Linked DNA regions of Mus musculus: region 2 is linked to region 1. The links are chromatin loops, found by intact Hi-C in ENCODE. Cell type or tissue: left cerebral cortex. All regions are shown on one strand.

Evidence for each region. Hi-C counts contacts between places; a loop is a spot of excess contacts. Peaks named below come from ENCODE experiments on the same cell type or tissue, not always from the same donor. Only the 100,000 strongest peaks of a DNase experiment are listed, where the experiment ranks them.
Region 2: a loop joins it to region 1, with 2.3 times the contacts of the local background. A loop is called at or near these places in 3 of 42 quality-filtered maps.

What each region holds. Positions count from the first base shown.
Region 1 is chr13:98,864,454-98,872,453 of GRCm38, reverse strand. Tnpo1 (transportin 1) reads left to right here. Exons shown (of 24, transcript NM_178716.3): 7 at 2,133-2,214; 8 at 5,286-5,408; 9 at 7,367-7,485; 10 at 7,966-8,000. Among named protein-coding and RNA genes, the nearest start is that of Gm34995, 52 kb to the right of the region's middle. In left cerebral cortex, CTCF peaks have their summits at 3,244 (motif pointing left) and 4,419 (motif pointing left); a DNase peak (open chromatin) is centred at 4,417.
Region 2 is chr13:99,147,959-99,155,958 of GRCm38, reverse strand. No RefSeq gene overlaps it. Among named protein-coding and RNA genes, the nearest start is that of Gm41036, 25 kb to the left of the region's middle. In left cerebral cortex, a CTCF peak has its summit at 3,235; DNase peaks (open chromatin) are centred at 4,654, 5,307, 6,080, 7,984 and 2 more places; H3K27ac peaks cover 4,146 bases.

The sequences.
Region 1 (8,000 bases):
AGGTGAAAGGAAGATCAAGGAGATTATAAAGGGGAAGAGACAGCAGGCAGTTCAAAGATAAAAGGATTCTCCAATAATGAGGAAATATGTGACCAGAATAAGATGCAAGTAAGAAGGGGAATAAAGCTAACAAAAGCTTTTCAAATATAGAAGCTGGGCGTGACAGTGCTGCCTTTAATTCCAGCATTCAAAGAGGCAGGCGGGCAGATCTCGGGGTTGAAGGCCAGGGAGTAGGTCTACATAGTGACGCGTTCCACGATAGCAAGGATGTATAAAGAACCCTAATCTCAAAAAAACAAAACAAAACAAAACCCCACACAACCCAAAAACGAATAAATAAAAATTGCAAAGATGAACGCATCGCGCGGTGTTAGATGGTCAGCGTGTACTATTTCAGAGGGCCTGAGCTAAGTTCTCAGGACCCATACTGTGGCTCACAGCCACCTCTTAAGATGTGAAAACTTGAGTGAATGGTGGTGGCTCACGAATTTAATCCCAACACTCTGAGGCAGAGTCAGGTGGATCCCCCAAGTTCAAAGCCAGCCTGATTTACAGAACTAGTTCTAAGACAGTAAGGGATACTCAGAGAAAACCTGTCTCAAACGGACAAAAATATACGACACCCCAGTTTTTTTTTAAAATCACCTGTATGCGTCACTCCAAGGACCCCTTCAGTAACTTACACAAACACATACAAATACACGTGATTAAAAACAACAACAACAACACTATGAAAGGGTTGTTTGACCTCCAGAGGGGTCACAACCCAAAGGTTGAGAACTGCTGCTGCTCTGGAGGTCAGGATTCCATTTAAATAGCATGTTTCTCCCTAGCTGTCTTTCTTAGTCTATTGCTGTGGTGAAGAGAAACCAACCTCAAGGCAACTCATTAAAGCGTTTAACTTGGAGCTTGTTTACAGTTTCAGAGGCTTAGTCCTTGTCATGGCAAGAAGCATGCCAGCAGGGGCAGAAGGGCAGTAAGTCCTGATGCACAGGCAGAAAGAGTCAGACTTCCCCCCTAGTGACACACTCTCTCCAACAAGGCCACTCCCACTCCAATAGGGCCACACTCCTAATACTTCTTTCAGACAGTTCCACTTCCTGGTGACTAAGCATATTAGGCTCAGATATATCAGCCTATAGAGGCCATTCTCATTCAAACTACCAAACTAATGCATTCATTAAAATAATCTGCTTTGCCAGCCATGATGGCAGATACTTTTGATCCCAGATCTTGGGATGCAGAGGAGAGTAGATCTGTGAGCTTGAGGTCAGCTAACTGGGGCTACAGAGTAAAAAGAAAAAAGAGAAAACTTTGATTTAAAAATCTCCCCTGTCAGTGTAAACTCCATGCACACGCAGTTCCTCTGTGCCCTGGTTTAGGGACCACAGTGTCATACTGGGTTCTAGGCGCTCTTGAACAGGAACTTTTGAGTGTTTTAGCAAATCACATTCATTTAAGATATGGCTCATAAAAGGTAATGGGGAGTGATTGCTGCACTGCAAGGAGAGCCTTAGACAGTGGAGACTTTCAGGAGTGCTAACTTTACTTTTAAAGTTATTTTCTGGTACATCTCAATGCAGAAGAAAGTCGCAGTGGTGTGGAGCTGCTGATAAGAACAGAACAGCTTGTCAGTGTGGTAATGGAAACGATGAAAAGTTCTATCCACTAAACGTGTGGGTTAAAGACAGACTAAATATTATCTGGCCTACACCACACAAGCATTCCATAATGGGAATTGAAATGGAAATGGGTTCAACTGTGCTTAAGTTTGCTCTGTACTTACTAAATGTTCAGATGTTTCTAAAGAGAGCACATAGTTTCTCTTCAAAGTATTTTGTTCTACAGAAAAGAAACTGCACAGAAAAAAACCCTATATTATTTGAGTAAGTGTTATTTGTATAGCACCACGCAGGTCTTACTCAAAATTAATAAAGTCAAAGTGACTGGCTACATGCCAGCACTGTTCTGTTGTTTTTAGATGCTGTGGAGCTATGGTGCTCCACAACTGCAGTTCCCGCTTACGGGGTCATTGGTGTTGTACAGATCCTACAGACACCATAGTATCTCTAGAGATGCGCCTTTTGTTGTAACAACAGTAAGCGTATGCTGATGTGTGCCTTGGTTTCTAGGTCTCATGCTGTTGCATGTGTCAATCAGTTCATCATCAGTCGGACCCAGGCGCTCATGCTGCACATCGATTCCTTCATTGAGGTAAGACTGCCCCAGGCTTGGACTAGTGCTGATGGGATTCAAATTGGATACAATGTTACTAGGTTTTCCTAGCTGAAAATAAAAGCATTCTTTATGTGCTAGAACATTGGAAATGTGATCCAGATATGGGTTATGGAGTGAATATATGTGGTTCTGCCTCCTAGTTTGACTGTTTAGAAGTCTTCTTCAATATACCATTCAGTTTGTACATGCACGATTTTCCTAGACCATGAGTAACCTTTGAAGCAAGCAAACACAAAATACTTAGTAAGATTGGATGAAGTTGGCCTGTAACAATCCAAAGGTACATACTAAAAGAACAGCTACATAATGTTGACCTGACTGTTAACTGCATTACATGGTAGTCTTAAATGGCCTCAGTATACAGGCCAGACCATTTAGGAATAACTTTCTGTTTTTCTATTGATTTACATTATAAATATAGAGGACTCAAGAAAACTATTAGCTCTTAAATACTAAATAATGTCTTAGTGGCATAACTGCAGAAGAATAAGGTCATGCTCATGGGGGCTCACAGACTAAACCACCAACCAGAGAGCATTCAGGGGCTGGACCTAGGCCCTTACATACTGGTAGCAGATGTTCAGGTTGGTCTTTATGTGGGTCCCCTAACAATTGGAAGTGGAGTGGCTGTCTCTGACTCTGTTGCCAGCCATTGGATCCCCTTCCCCTAGTTGGACTGAGTCAGGCCTCAGTGGGAGAAGATCATGCTGCCACTTTGATGTCCCTGGGGGCAGGCGGGTACCCAAGGAGGGGATTCCCTTTCTCTGAGGAGAAGGGGAGTGGGTAATGGTGGAGGGATTTGTGAGGGCAGGATGGGGGGGGGGTGCTGCTGCTACGGGGATGAATAATATGATAGATTAGTGAAAGAGACTAAGATCTGGCCATGGGGGCTGGAGAGATGCTCAGTGGTTAAGAGCACTGCCTGCTCTTCCAGAGGTTCTGAGTTCAATCCCAGCAACCACGTGGCGGCTCACAACCATCTGTAATGAGATCTGACGCCCTCTTCTGGTGTGTCTGAAGACAGCTACAGTATACTTATTTATAATAATAAATAGATCCTTGGGCCAGAGCAAGCAGGGTTGACTGGAGCAAGCAGAGCCAACCAGAGTGAGCAGAAGTCCTAAATAAAATCCCCAACAATCACATGAAGGATCTCAACCATCTGCACAGCTACAGTGCACTCACATGCATAAAATAAATAAATAAATCTATTTTAAAAAATAATAATCTGGCCACAGTCCATAAGCAGAGCAGTTTCTTTTCAGAACCTCTTCCTGATTGCAGCAAGCAGAAAAGCTGAAATTCTAAGAAGGGATGGAGTCATTTTAATTTTCTCAACAGCTTCTTTCTGAATTCTCTCTGTGGACCAGGCTGGCCTCTTACTTCCCGGATCTGCCTGCCTCCACCTGTCCACCCCGCCCCACCCAGCCCAGCGTGTTTAAGGATTTGTAAGAAGTGGTGTGTGCATGAGTCCTGGGACAGTTGTCAGTTCACTCCTGCCTTGCTGAGACTGAATTTCCTGTTTCTGCTACTGTGCTATAGACTGCAGACTGTCAGGCCTCCCTCCGGGCTTCCTGGCCGCCTTCTCTGTCTACAGCCCAGCTCACTGTAGGTGTTGCTGGCATTGCAAACGAGTGTCACTACATCAGGTTGTTTTGTTTTGTTTTCCCCTTTTGAAAAAACAAAACAACAGCTGAATGCTAGGGGCAAATCTCAGGTTGTTAGACTTTGGACACAGCGTACATGCTCACTCTGAGCGGACTCTCTCTCGCTTTAGTGTCTATCTTAGAGTGGCCTTGAACTCTTGATCTCTCAGGACAACCAGAGGGCACCAGCTTCTGTGCCCATCCTAAAGGTGGCTTGGTCTTAGTAAAAACTTGTTATAGTCAAAAATTATCAGTGTGGACCTAAGATTCCATGCAGGCTAGTTTCAATTCCTTTACCAGCTGGCACATTTTTAACCCCTGCTAATTATTAATCTATGAAATGAATAATATTAGTATCTTGGGCTGTGACAATTGGATATACTATTCTGTGTAATGCTCCCACTTATTAACCTTCTAGAGGAGTTTATAAGCATTAGCACAGGAGTGGTGACTGTTCACTTTCCTCTCTACTAGTAGGTAGGTAGTTGACTTGGTGAATAGCAACGATCTAGGCTTGGGTTGTTCTCCGGCTCCCTCTGCTGCTCCAATAGGGAAGTGAGCACTTACACCCAGAGGATGATGCAGTGCCATTAGTTTGTTAATTAGCTTGTGGGTGGGTCTTTGAAACAGGATCTAGCTTAGGCTGTCCAGGAACTTCTGCCTCAGCTTTCAGACAGCTAGGACTGCACATACAGCAATCCAAAAAAAAAAATTTTTTTTTTAAATTACATACAGCTGAGCAGCTGGGAAGATGGCTCAGTCTGTAATATGACTTTAGCTCAGATTGATTTCTAGCACTCAACATAAACAGCCAAGCATGGCATTGTGTGCCTATAACGCCAGCACTGGGGTGGGGTAAAGGAGGAGAGATCCCTTCAGCTTGATAACCAACAAATGTCAAGAAGAATTGTGAGGCTTCAGGTTTAGTGAGTGAGCTCACCTAATTAAAATGGTGGTGGTGGTGGTGGTGGTGGTGGTATAGCAGTATAATAGACTGGCTGTGGGATACCTCTGGTCTCCACGTGCACACACTCCTCTCACACACATGTACTTACTTACCTGCATCACTTACATGCCTATACCCTGCACACAAAGCCTGGCTGTCATTAAGAGTGGTGTTTTAGGCCTGGAGAGATGGCTTAATGAGGAAGTACCACTCATCTAGAGAACCTGAGTTCATTCCCAGCACCCACATCAGATGACGCATAACCAACTCCAACTCCAAGGACTGACTTGGCCTCTGTGGGCACTCGTACTTTGTGCAACCCCCAGATGTGTATGTGCACAAAGGAGTTCCAGATTAGCCACAGTGCACAAAGAGACTTTTTCCCACAAAATCAAAAAGGAGAAAATAGAAATTATGGTCTAACTAGGAGGGAACCTGTGTTTCGTGTACAACAGAACCTCTTTGCACTGGCTGGCGACGAGGAAGCAGAGGTGCGGAAGAACGTGTGCCGGGCGCTTGTGATGTTGCTTGAAGTCCGGATGGATCGCCTGCTTCCTCATATGCACAACATAGTCGAGGTAACCAAAGCATCCCCTTTGAGGGAAGACACATGAAATAGATATGGCTGTTTTTAAATTGTAAATCCTCTTGGTCAGTTTTGTTTTTGTTTTGTTTTGTTTTGTGAGATTTAAGTTATTATTAGAGGGGTTTTTTTTTTGTTTTGGTTTGTTTTTTGTTTGTTTTTTTTTTTGGTTTTTTTTTTTTTGGTTTTTCAACACAGGGTTTCTCTTTGTAGCCCTGGCTGTTCTGGAACTCACTCTGTAGACCAGAGTGGCCTCAAACTCAGAAATCCGCCTGCCTCTGCCTCCCAAGTGCTGGAATTAAAGGCGTGCGCCACCACTGCCCGGTGGAGGAATTATTTAAACATAGAGACTAGGTTTTGCTCATCATGACTAGGAAATTCTCATTAAAAATAGTATGCCGAGTTATAGGTATTTGGGGGATATTGGGTGATGTATTCTTGGATTGTTATAAAATAAAATTAAAAATTGAATCTGTCAGTTTGTAGTTTCATTATCAATATGATTCGCCTAATTTTGTGACTTAGCAGAAGGTTGAGGTTTCTAAGAAGGACATTGGCAAGGTGGTGGGGGAGCAGGGCATCCTGCATCCCAGCACTAGAAAGGCAGAGGCAGGCCAGCCCGGTGTATAGAGCGAGGTCCAGGGCTGCAGGGACTGCACAGAGAGACCCTAGCTTGGTTCAACAACCCAAGTAGATGTTAAAGGTTTTTCCATTCTTGTGTAGTTGAAGTCAGGTCACTAGGAAACATATCAGTTGCACTTGTTTAAGTGAAGACTCTAGAAGATAGAGAAGGGAAGCAGTTATTTAGGCTCCATGTAGTACCACTAGAGTCAAGCTCTACCATCTGATTTCATAGTGCAGAATAGAGTCCTACTTGTTTATTATATGGCTTTCCAAGTGCTTTAAGCAGTGTATTATTAGCCTCACTTGTGTGCTGTGTGATGAGAGTGGGTCTCTTAGAAATGGAGTTACAGCATGGTAGACTCTGCAGAACCCGGGGTGTTCGGTGGTTAGCAGTTGAGGGCTCCATCCCCAGCGTTCAGTCTCACAGCTGCTTGTTTGAAGCTAATTAGAAACTTTAACATTTTATCACTTGGTGTAGGCCACGCCTAGGCATCCTGATTTTATAATATATGTAACACTTTATGAGCAGTACACACATAGTATTTGACAAGTAGTAGAGCGGGCCTGTGACTGTTTCCATACTTGCCATGCAGTGTGTTTCAGTCCAAAAGAGAGAGTGTACTAAAAATACATCAATTGACTTTGATTCTAGTCCCAGAGATAATGGGAAATTTCGGAAGTGAATTCAGCTTGGTATATTCAGACGTCATGATAAAACACCTTGTTGAAACTACAAATTGTACTTAAGAAATGTTAGAACTAGGAGTAGTGGTGCATACCTGTAGCTCCAGCACTTTGGAGACAGAAGGAGGATCTTAAGTGTGAAACCAGATGGGTTACATGGTGAACTCTGGCCAACCTGGGATTCATGCCGAGACCCTGTCTGCAGAAGACAAAAACAGAAGGGGGGGGTGGGGTAGGTGGGTGGAATCGGATGCCTTTCCAAATTAAACTGATTTACTTATATATCACTTTAAAATACAGAAAAAAAGTCTGTCTACAAGATACAACTTGTTATTTATAAATTATTTTAAGGAAGATATGTGGAGTTATTTTTTATTTTCTCTGATTAACATTGACATGTCAGAAAATACAGCAGTTTGTTTTTATACCCCTGCACAAAAGTAGATCAATGATGCATACAATAAAACTTCATTGTTAAGCAGTAGCTCTTACATTTTAACCTTGTTGTAGAGGCAGATAGGGAGCTTTAAAAGAGAGAGAAAGCAGCACAGGTTGGAAGTCATGGTTTTCAGTATAAGGTGGCAGGACTACGTTATTATTCACTGTCCAGATGAAGCTGATGAACAGTATGGATTCTCTTCACAGTACATGCTGCAGAGAACCCAAGACCAAGATGAGAATGTAGCTCTGGAGGCCTGTGAATTCTGGCTGACTTTGGCTGAACAGCCAATATGCAAAGATGTACTTGTAAGGCATCTACCAAAGTAAGTGTCCTGCACAGAGTGCTGCTTGCCCTCAGCACACTCAGACTCTCAGCGTGCATCCTCACACCGTAGAGAGGTTTCTAAAGCAGCTGCTTCATTATCACTGTCAGTAGACTTTCAGGGTTTCCTGTGGGGGCTGATGCACAGGTGCCAGAACAGGTGTGGGGGGCTCAGGACACTGTGTCCTGAGCCCTAGCTAGACAGAGAAGCATAATTGCAATGTTTAGTTACTCTTGGTCTTCCATTTTGGAACGTTTTTGAGCATTGAGACTGGCTGGCCCAAGTTTCTTAAACTTATCCTGATTGTATTCCTTGAGTTATTAGGCGAGGGGGGAGGGGGGAGGGGTCAGTGATGTAGCACCGGACATGCTGAAAGACTATATTGCTTCTTGGCTTAATTAGTATATAATATAGATAAGGTTGTTAAAGACAACGTAAAACTATCAGTATTTAGATCTATGTTTCATGAATTCTTTCTAGGTTGATTCCTGTGTTAGTGAATGGCATGAAGTACT
Region 2 (8,000 bases), 280 kb before region 1:
GGAATCCAAACAGACCAAGGTGTTTGTTTCTAGAATGTTCCCAGAACGTGGACAACTGACTGTGGGCTAGGTACTCACTCAGGAGACCTGGGAGAGGGGACAGAATTCCTTGATCCTAAACAATGATTTAGGGCAGATACCTGTGTATGGTAGGTAAGGTTTGTGTGGGTTATATTTCTAGGTCATGCTCTCAATGCGTTGTAGGATTCTGGAGGGCTGGGATGGCAATATGTCTAGCGTATATGTGCAGAAGAACCTCTCTTCATCAGCCTCCACTTAGCTGTTTCTCTAAGCTTATTTTTTCTCCCTATAAAACTAATCACCCAGTGTCCACAGAAAGAGAAACGCCCCAGCCAGTCCCCTTCCTGATGTCCCTACTCATCACTACTGGTTTGAGTTGTCAGCTTGCCAAGGATCAGCCTGGGTTGTAACTATGCCCGGTTATACTGGTAGTGCTTTTATTATAATAATTGTGTGGCTAATTAATTAATGCAAAGCATTGATAGAAAAAAATAATAGTTTCTATGGAAACCAATTTGAGTGCTTTGAAAAGACTCATTAAATTGAATTGAATACATATAGAAAAGCTTCACTATAAATGTCTAAGAGACAGCTCTGAGAGTAATGAAGGATACATACGCAGTATATCACATACACACACGTACTCTGTACTCTGCTTTCTTGAAAACCGTTTAAGTTATTGATTCACTTGAAAAAAAAAAAACGAATCATGAACGCCTCACTTTCTACCAATAGGATTTATTATAGAATGTTAATCTGCCAACCTAGAAACAATGCAAAGGTTTCAGCCTTCATGAAAGAACAGTATGTGAATTATATTACATGTACTTTATTTGAATTTATGTGTTTACATATTAATTTGCAGGTATATTGCTGTGCTTTGGATATGACATGTCTCCCATAGGTTCAGTTGTTGAATATTTAGCTCCCAGCTGCTAGTGTTGTCTGGGAGGTCATGGACCAAGGGCTGTGGTCTGGCTAGCAAGGGTGTGTTGCTAGGAGGAGGCCTTGCAAGTCATACCTGCTTCTGGTTCCCACTGCCAAAGAGCTTCTAGGTCCACACTGTGTCTCATGCTTCCACTGCTAGAGATGAGCTGTTTCAGCCAGCATGCCTTCTCCACCATGACAGACAGTCTCCTCTGAAACTGTGAGCTGAAATAAACCTCTCCTGTCTGGAGACACGTGTGTCAAGTATTTGGTCATAACAATGAGAAAAAGTAACTAATTCATATAGACACAGCTCAATGGGTTTTGCTGTTGTTGTTATTGTTATTCTCTTCAATAGCCACAAACCATCACTACAGGCAGATTCATTAGGCAGACTTCTACAGTAATTTTAATCTTAGTCATTGCTGGTATCTAACAGAACATCCTTGTTCTTTGGCAGCCTCAAAGGAAGTATATAAGGCAAACACCAAACAGCAACACCTTAACCATCTTCGCAACCCAACACTCCTTAAGAACTGAGGTGCTGCCGATAACAGTAAACTGCTGTGTGGATGGGGCTGGGGGTCTAGTGATAGCTAGCTTTGGATTCCTTTTTAGAAATGTTTACCATTGCCTGGTGTAGTGGCACATGCCCTTAGTTCCAGCACTTGGGAGGCAGAGATAGGTAGGTTTCTGTGAGTTCAAGGCCAGCCTGGTCTATAGCTTGAGGTCCAGAACAGCCAGAGCTACATAAAGAGACCCTGTCTCAAAAACCAGCATCAACAACAGAAGAGCTGCTTGCCCATCCCAGGAGAGAAGGAAAGTTACCTACATAGATGAAGCTGTCTTCATGCCTTTGCTGTTTGTAAGGCAGGATACAGGGATTTTTGTCAGGGCCAGCAGCCAGCCAACCCGGGACTGAGGGGTCTCTCTGCTTCTCTCCCTGTGGCTATCTAGTGTCCCCAAGAGTCATTCCAACCCTCCATCCCCCTGGAGTCTTTCTGCCTCTGTTACCCAGCCTGAGTCCACAGCTTCCAGAGATCAGTTTCCCACCTTCTCAGAACACGTCTCCTGAGAAGGCACAGGAAGGCTCATTTCTCCTGAAGCGTGGTTTTGGGGTTTTTTTTTTGGGGGGGGGTTGTTTTTCTTGTCATAAAGCAAGTTTCTAGTTTCCAACATTTTTAACTCAGAGCCCTGCTCAGCCACTCCTGTAACCTCAAGAAAATCCTTGCCAGGTAGTTTTCTTATGGGCAAATGAGACTTCCAAGGTCCTCAAAGGCTTTGAAGTTGGAGGATTGGCCCAAGGAGAACTAGCTTTGGTGTATTGTACAGAGCCACCCTAATGACAGCCTGTTGGGTTCTACACGCAGTTTCAGGGGTCCCTGGAAGGTGAAATCTGTGGGGTGTCACTAGAAAAAGATGCCGATCTTGATCTCTGATTTCCTCGATCCTAGTCACTCACATGTGCACCTGTTCTTCACATATACATGGAACTCTGATGGTGGCTGAGGTGGGGGAAGGAAATGGCTAGCACATTTGAGGCAATCTTGAATCCAGGTCATTTCCCTCAGCTGACTTATGCAGGGCCGAGCACAGGCCGCTATGTAACATACACGGTTAGATTCATACAGGAAACGGCACAGCTTCCAAATCACGCACTCGAGATCTTGACTGCATTTCTGTTGGTTTGTGTCTGGCTGACCTTAGGAAGGTCTTAACATTTCTGATTTTCCATGTTTTCCATTAAATAAGTACAGCGTCTCTTATCCCATGTAGCTCCGTTAGAACAGCGCTTGCGTAGTAGCTCTCTTGAAGCCCCGGGATTCAATCACCAGTGAGTGAAGCATAAAACTGGTCAGAGCAGTGAGTATCTATAATCCCAGCATTCAGTGGGGGGAAGATTAGAGGATTGGACGCTCAAGGTCACTCTCAGCTACACAGTGAGCTTGAAGCCAGCCTGGGTAACACGAAAATCTCTCCGGAAAAATAAAAGCTGGGGAGTGGGGAGAGGAAGGAAGGAGGGTGAGAATGAAGGTCCTTCAGAGTTCTTTAACGGTGAACAGTTTGTGTTGGACTAACACAGTAGCACTTTGTGGAGAGCTGCTGAGGTTCAGGAATCCAGCATGGGGGCTTCCCAAGCTACACCTGTCACCAAAACTGGCAGGAGCCAGATTGCCCTGCCTGTCCTAGACCTTCAGCGTAACCCCGCATGGTTCCCGTGGCTCCCGCTGCTGCTCTGATCCTTCTTAGGTCCCGCAAATCAAACGGGGACACCTACTGGTGCCCTCTCTCATGCCTGCAACTTCCTCGCTGGCTCTGGGAACGCTTTTTCTCCACGCTGCTTGAAGCATCAGCTTTGAGGACTCTCTCCACCCTAGGGTAAAGCAGCCTTTACGCTCGGTTCTGAAAACAGACCGGTGTGGCTTCCTCTGTACTCAGCTTTCCCTGTAGGCTCGCCGTCCCATCCTTCCAGCCCCAAGCCGCAGCCTCCCTCTGCTCTAGACCTTATAGACAACCTTTGGGCCACCTGCTGAGTTCTCACTTCTGGTGTGAGTCAAGTTCCTGTTACCGGCTGAGTCATCCTCTGGGCATCTTGTTTTGGCTCAGATTCCCAGCGGTGTCTGAGGTCCAGACCTGTGGTCTCAGCCTTGGCTGCACATTTGAATAAAGGGGAGAACTGATCAAATTGATCTTGAGCAAGTCCGGGGTGAGCATTTTTAACAGCCCCTCGATTCACTTCGCACGGGAACTGTCTCCTGAAATCCCGGCAAGGTTTTGCCTCCAACACCAAAAACAGTAAGCACAGAGTAAAAACTGAAAATGTAATCTCAAACAAGAATGGAAGAGGGTGATATATTCCTTACCTCTCATAACTGTCCGCAAATATTAACTTCTGAATTGACAATTTTGCAAACAGGGGCTGCAAATAAGCCCTTTCAGCCTTTTCGACTTTCAGATTTGAAAGTCATTTGAATCCTCACAAGGTCATTGTCATCTATTAAGATCAAATTTAAAGAGAAATGAGAGAGGGTGGGGTACTTGCTGCTCTTCCAGAGGTAAGTTATGTTTCCAGCTCCCATGTTCTATAACTTCTGTCTATAACTCTGGCTCCAGGGACTTGATTCCCCTTTCTGGCCTTTTCAGATCTCCCCCCCCCCTCTCACACACACACACTCTCTCTCTCTCACACACACACACTCTATCTCTCACACACACACTCTCTCTCACACACACTCTCCCTCTTGCTCTTTCTCTCTCTCTCTCTCTCTCTCTCTCTCTCTCTCTCTCTCTCTCTCTCACACACACACACACACACACACACACACACACAGAGGGGGGGGGGTGGGAATGAAGGAATTAGGGCCTCTTGAAGGATGTGACTCCTGGTTTGGTTATTCAGTCTTTCTGAGACGATGGGGTAAATATCAATTTTTAAATTCTGCCTATTTCAAGTGTTTGGTTCACTCGGTGATGTGAACTATCCGATGACAAACTTAGCAGTAAAAGTGATAACAGCTGAGAAGTGTTTATCTTCCTTTCATGGCCCCACCTGTGGGGTACATAAAACGCAATAGAACAGTGGAAAAGACTGGAAAGAGCAGCTGAACATGGCTCTGTTTGTGTACCATAAACAGACCACCCAAGTTGTAAGGTTAGACAGTGGCAACCATGGGAACCACGGACACACGATGCTGCTGCTCCTCCTACAGCTTCACGAGTGAAAACCATGAGAGGTCTTACGTCAGACTGCCATCTGGAATATAAACTGGAAGTATAAAGACACTGAGAAGTGAAAACCCCCTCCCTTCCGAGAGGCACGGGCCTATCACAGTTAATGGTCAATTAATGTGGAGTCGGGAACCAACTTGGGGGATGTCTTGGGGTAGGATTCAGGAAAATCACAGGAGGAAAAGAGGCATATGGGCACAAAACTGTGCCTTTAACTGGAAACTGAGGGAGGGGCGTGTCCTTCCATGCCCTGGTGCAGTATGTATGTTATGACATCATCATCCCCCACGCCCGTTCTTTGATCTCGTTGATGGGAGGGTCACAATGCCAACAAAAGGGGGTCAGGTTTTTTTGGTCCCAAGCTTTGCAGGTAAGTGTCTTTGACTACTGTTTGCCCACTCCAACCGACAATGCACCAAGTCTGCCTCTGCCAGGGCCTGTGCCAAAAGGTCAGGCCTCGCCTTAAAGAGACTTGGCATGTGAACTTAGGGAATGGTTGAGAGCTCAGCTAAGCTTCACAGATGAATCCCATGCACTCTGGTGAGTAGAAAACAGCCTCTCTGTCTCAGCCACTCTCAGGATCTAGCAGTCTGTGTCACTGGTCTGTCCCAGGGGGGGCCTTTCCCTCTGCCTGAAATCGAGTCTCTACTCTTAGCATAACTTCTGCCTTAGCAAACTCCTTTCTCCCCGGCTATCCAGATGGACACATTGTTACGTCACACGTCCACTACCTCTGTTCCTGGTCTATTTTATAGGCCTTATCACTATGTATAGTTATTTTATTATTTCTGCTTCCCTTCAACCAGCCTGTGTCCTCTGCCTGCTACCCCTCCAACATGCGCATGCTCTCTAAGTTCCACCAATTATCCTTACCTAGGTCCTCAGCATCACCTCGGTGCTCCTTTTCAACAAGTCTAAGCAAATGCTGAATTCATTTACCACCTTGGCTCTAAAAAGGTAACTTTTTGCTCTCTGCAAGGAAAAGGGAGGCGGGTAGAACTGAATAGCAGAAAGGGAATAAATGTGTCGGTCCATCCGGTCCATCTGTCAGTCACGGCCTCTGCGATTTCCTGCTGTGTGTCCATTAGTAAGACCCCCGCAGTACTTTCAGGATCACTGAAGGAAACTTTTCCACCTTAAGTGTGAAAGCCAGTAGCTACACAGAGGCCACTGAAGTGCAGAGGTCACCACAAACGCCTGAGAGTTAAACACGGAGTGATTTTTCTTTCCTTAGAGAGAGGGAAAACTTTGATGCGGACAGATCTAAAAAATCTCTTGATCTCTTTAAGGAGAGACAGGCTGCATCTTCTCCTCCTCTGCCATTTTATCATTTTGAATTCAAACTTGAATTCTTCCCCCGGCTTCCAATTAAACCACAGTCTGCCGGCTGTGCCCCTCCCCCTCCCACTTCTGCAGGCCGCTCTAAAGCTGAAAGACTTTGAACAGAATCTTTCTTGTCAATCCTTTTTGTTGAAGAGAATAAAGAAGGCCAGCCTTTGCTGAGAGAGGGTCTCTAGACTCCCGGTCACTCCTCCATACTCCATTCAGCTCATACTGGACCAAGGCTTTATCCACATCCCAGCCCCAGTGTGATGCTCAGGAGACAGAGGCAGCTAGCCTCTGCCCTAACCTACTCTGAAAGCCAGGACAGCCAAGAGTGTTCTTTGTGCAGCTGTGCTAAATAAGTCGCCCTTTCTCCAGTCAGCATAATCCATCCAGGAATCCAGCCTGTGCTCGAACACACTTGCCTCTCTCCTTCATCAAGCTGGCTATCTGGTGGCCTCTGTAATGTGACATACAGTGGAACAGGTTTAGAGGCCCAGGAAAGCCCCAGAGTTTACATGCTAGCCAGGAAACCTTGCTTTGATTTCCCTAAATTCCCAGGGCCAGGACATTCCCTACCCGAGAAGGAAGGCAACAGAAACAGGTTCCCACAAAGGCTTTGGTAATGAGTATGTTATGTAGAGGGGAGGAGAAAAGACCGTGTCCCCTTCGTGGCTGCCTGAAAGCCCTGCTGTGGACTCCCACTGGTCCACAAGTGTGTCAGTGAGACAGAATTGAGGCTCATGACCTCACCTTGACCTCCTCTGTGTTCATCTCTGTAACATGAACTGAGCCAGGCAACTGGCATCTTCTCCCCTCTAGAACGCGGCTCACTTCCAGTAACTTTCAAGAGCAATTAAAGGAGCTTGTTTTGTCATTTGTTTCACGTGGTTCCATACAATACCGAGTCCCACTCTGGTCTTGAGGTTCTGTTGGTTGGTTTGACAGGGGGTGGGGAGTAGTATTTGATCCTTTAAGACAAGGTGTCTCACCCTCTTCTCGGTTTAAGAGTGTCTAAGCCCATTCTTCTTCCATTTCCTTTTGGCTGGACGATCGCTGACTTCCAGATAGGTCTACCTGCAGCTCACCCTCCAGAGCTGTCCATCTCAGGATAAATGTAGATTTGGATCCCAGCTCTGCAGACCAGGAAGTCTGCTTCTTCTCCCGAGATGGGAGCATCCTGGCAGTTGACGGCACGGTGAGACTGACCAAGTATTCTAGTCCAGCTCCCTCTTGTCTTTTTATAAAACCATTAACGCTACCCTCATGACTTCTTGGATTAAGTTCCGGCGCATGACATTGGAGTGGTGCATTTTAAATTGCACATCCGTAGAGGCGCTGGGCCTGTGGTTCTGTGGTTCCGGGTGCTCTTGATCTAGAAGTCAGATCATTAGCCACCTTCCCCACATCCTCCCTTTGCTCACATATTCTTTTTATAAAGCTCTTATAAGACCTTCATTCTAGAAACTTCCAGCAGCTTTGTATCAGTTGTAGATTTTAGGAAGTGTCGGCATGGATGCCAGTGAAGATGGGCGTTGCTATAACATAATAAAGAAGAAAAGAAGAAGACTTAAAATTCATTACCTCATTTAAATAACATGAATATATATACTGTAACCAACAGAAAAGCAAATGACTGGCTGTGTTCTAGCTCCTGGGGTGGCATGTGGGGAGAGGTAGACTGAAGCAAAGGCCCTTGAGTCTTTCTCTAAGATTCATTCTGGGAAGCCTTATTTGAGCCTCCCTCACCTCACTCATTGAACCGAGAACGGGAGCTCTCCCCATCCAGTCCAAAGGAAACTCCAGTTCCCCAGACTCCAAAACGCAGTCTATATATATTTAGAAATGGGCTCAAGCTGCACTGTAGGATTTCTGGCAGCTAAAGAAAAGCCAGCATTCTTCAGGAACTTGTGAAATGAGTTCCCATCTGCCAAAAGAAGTTGCCGTGACTGTTAATTCTGGTACCTATGTTCTGAAGAGAGTGTTAAATGGATGGCCAA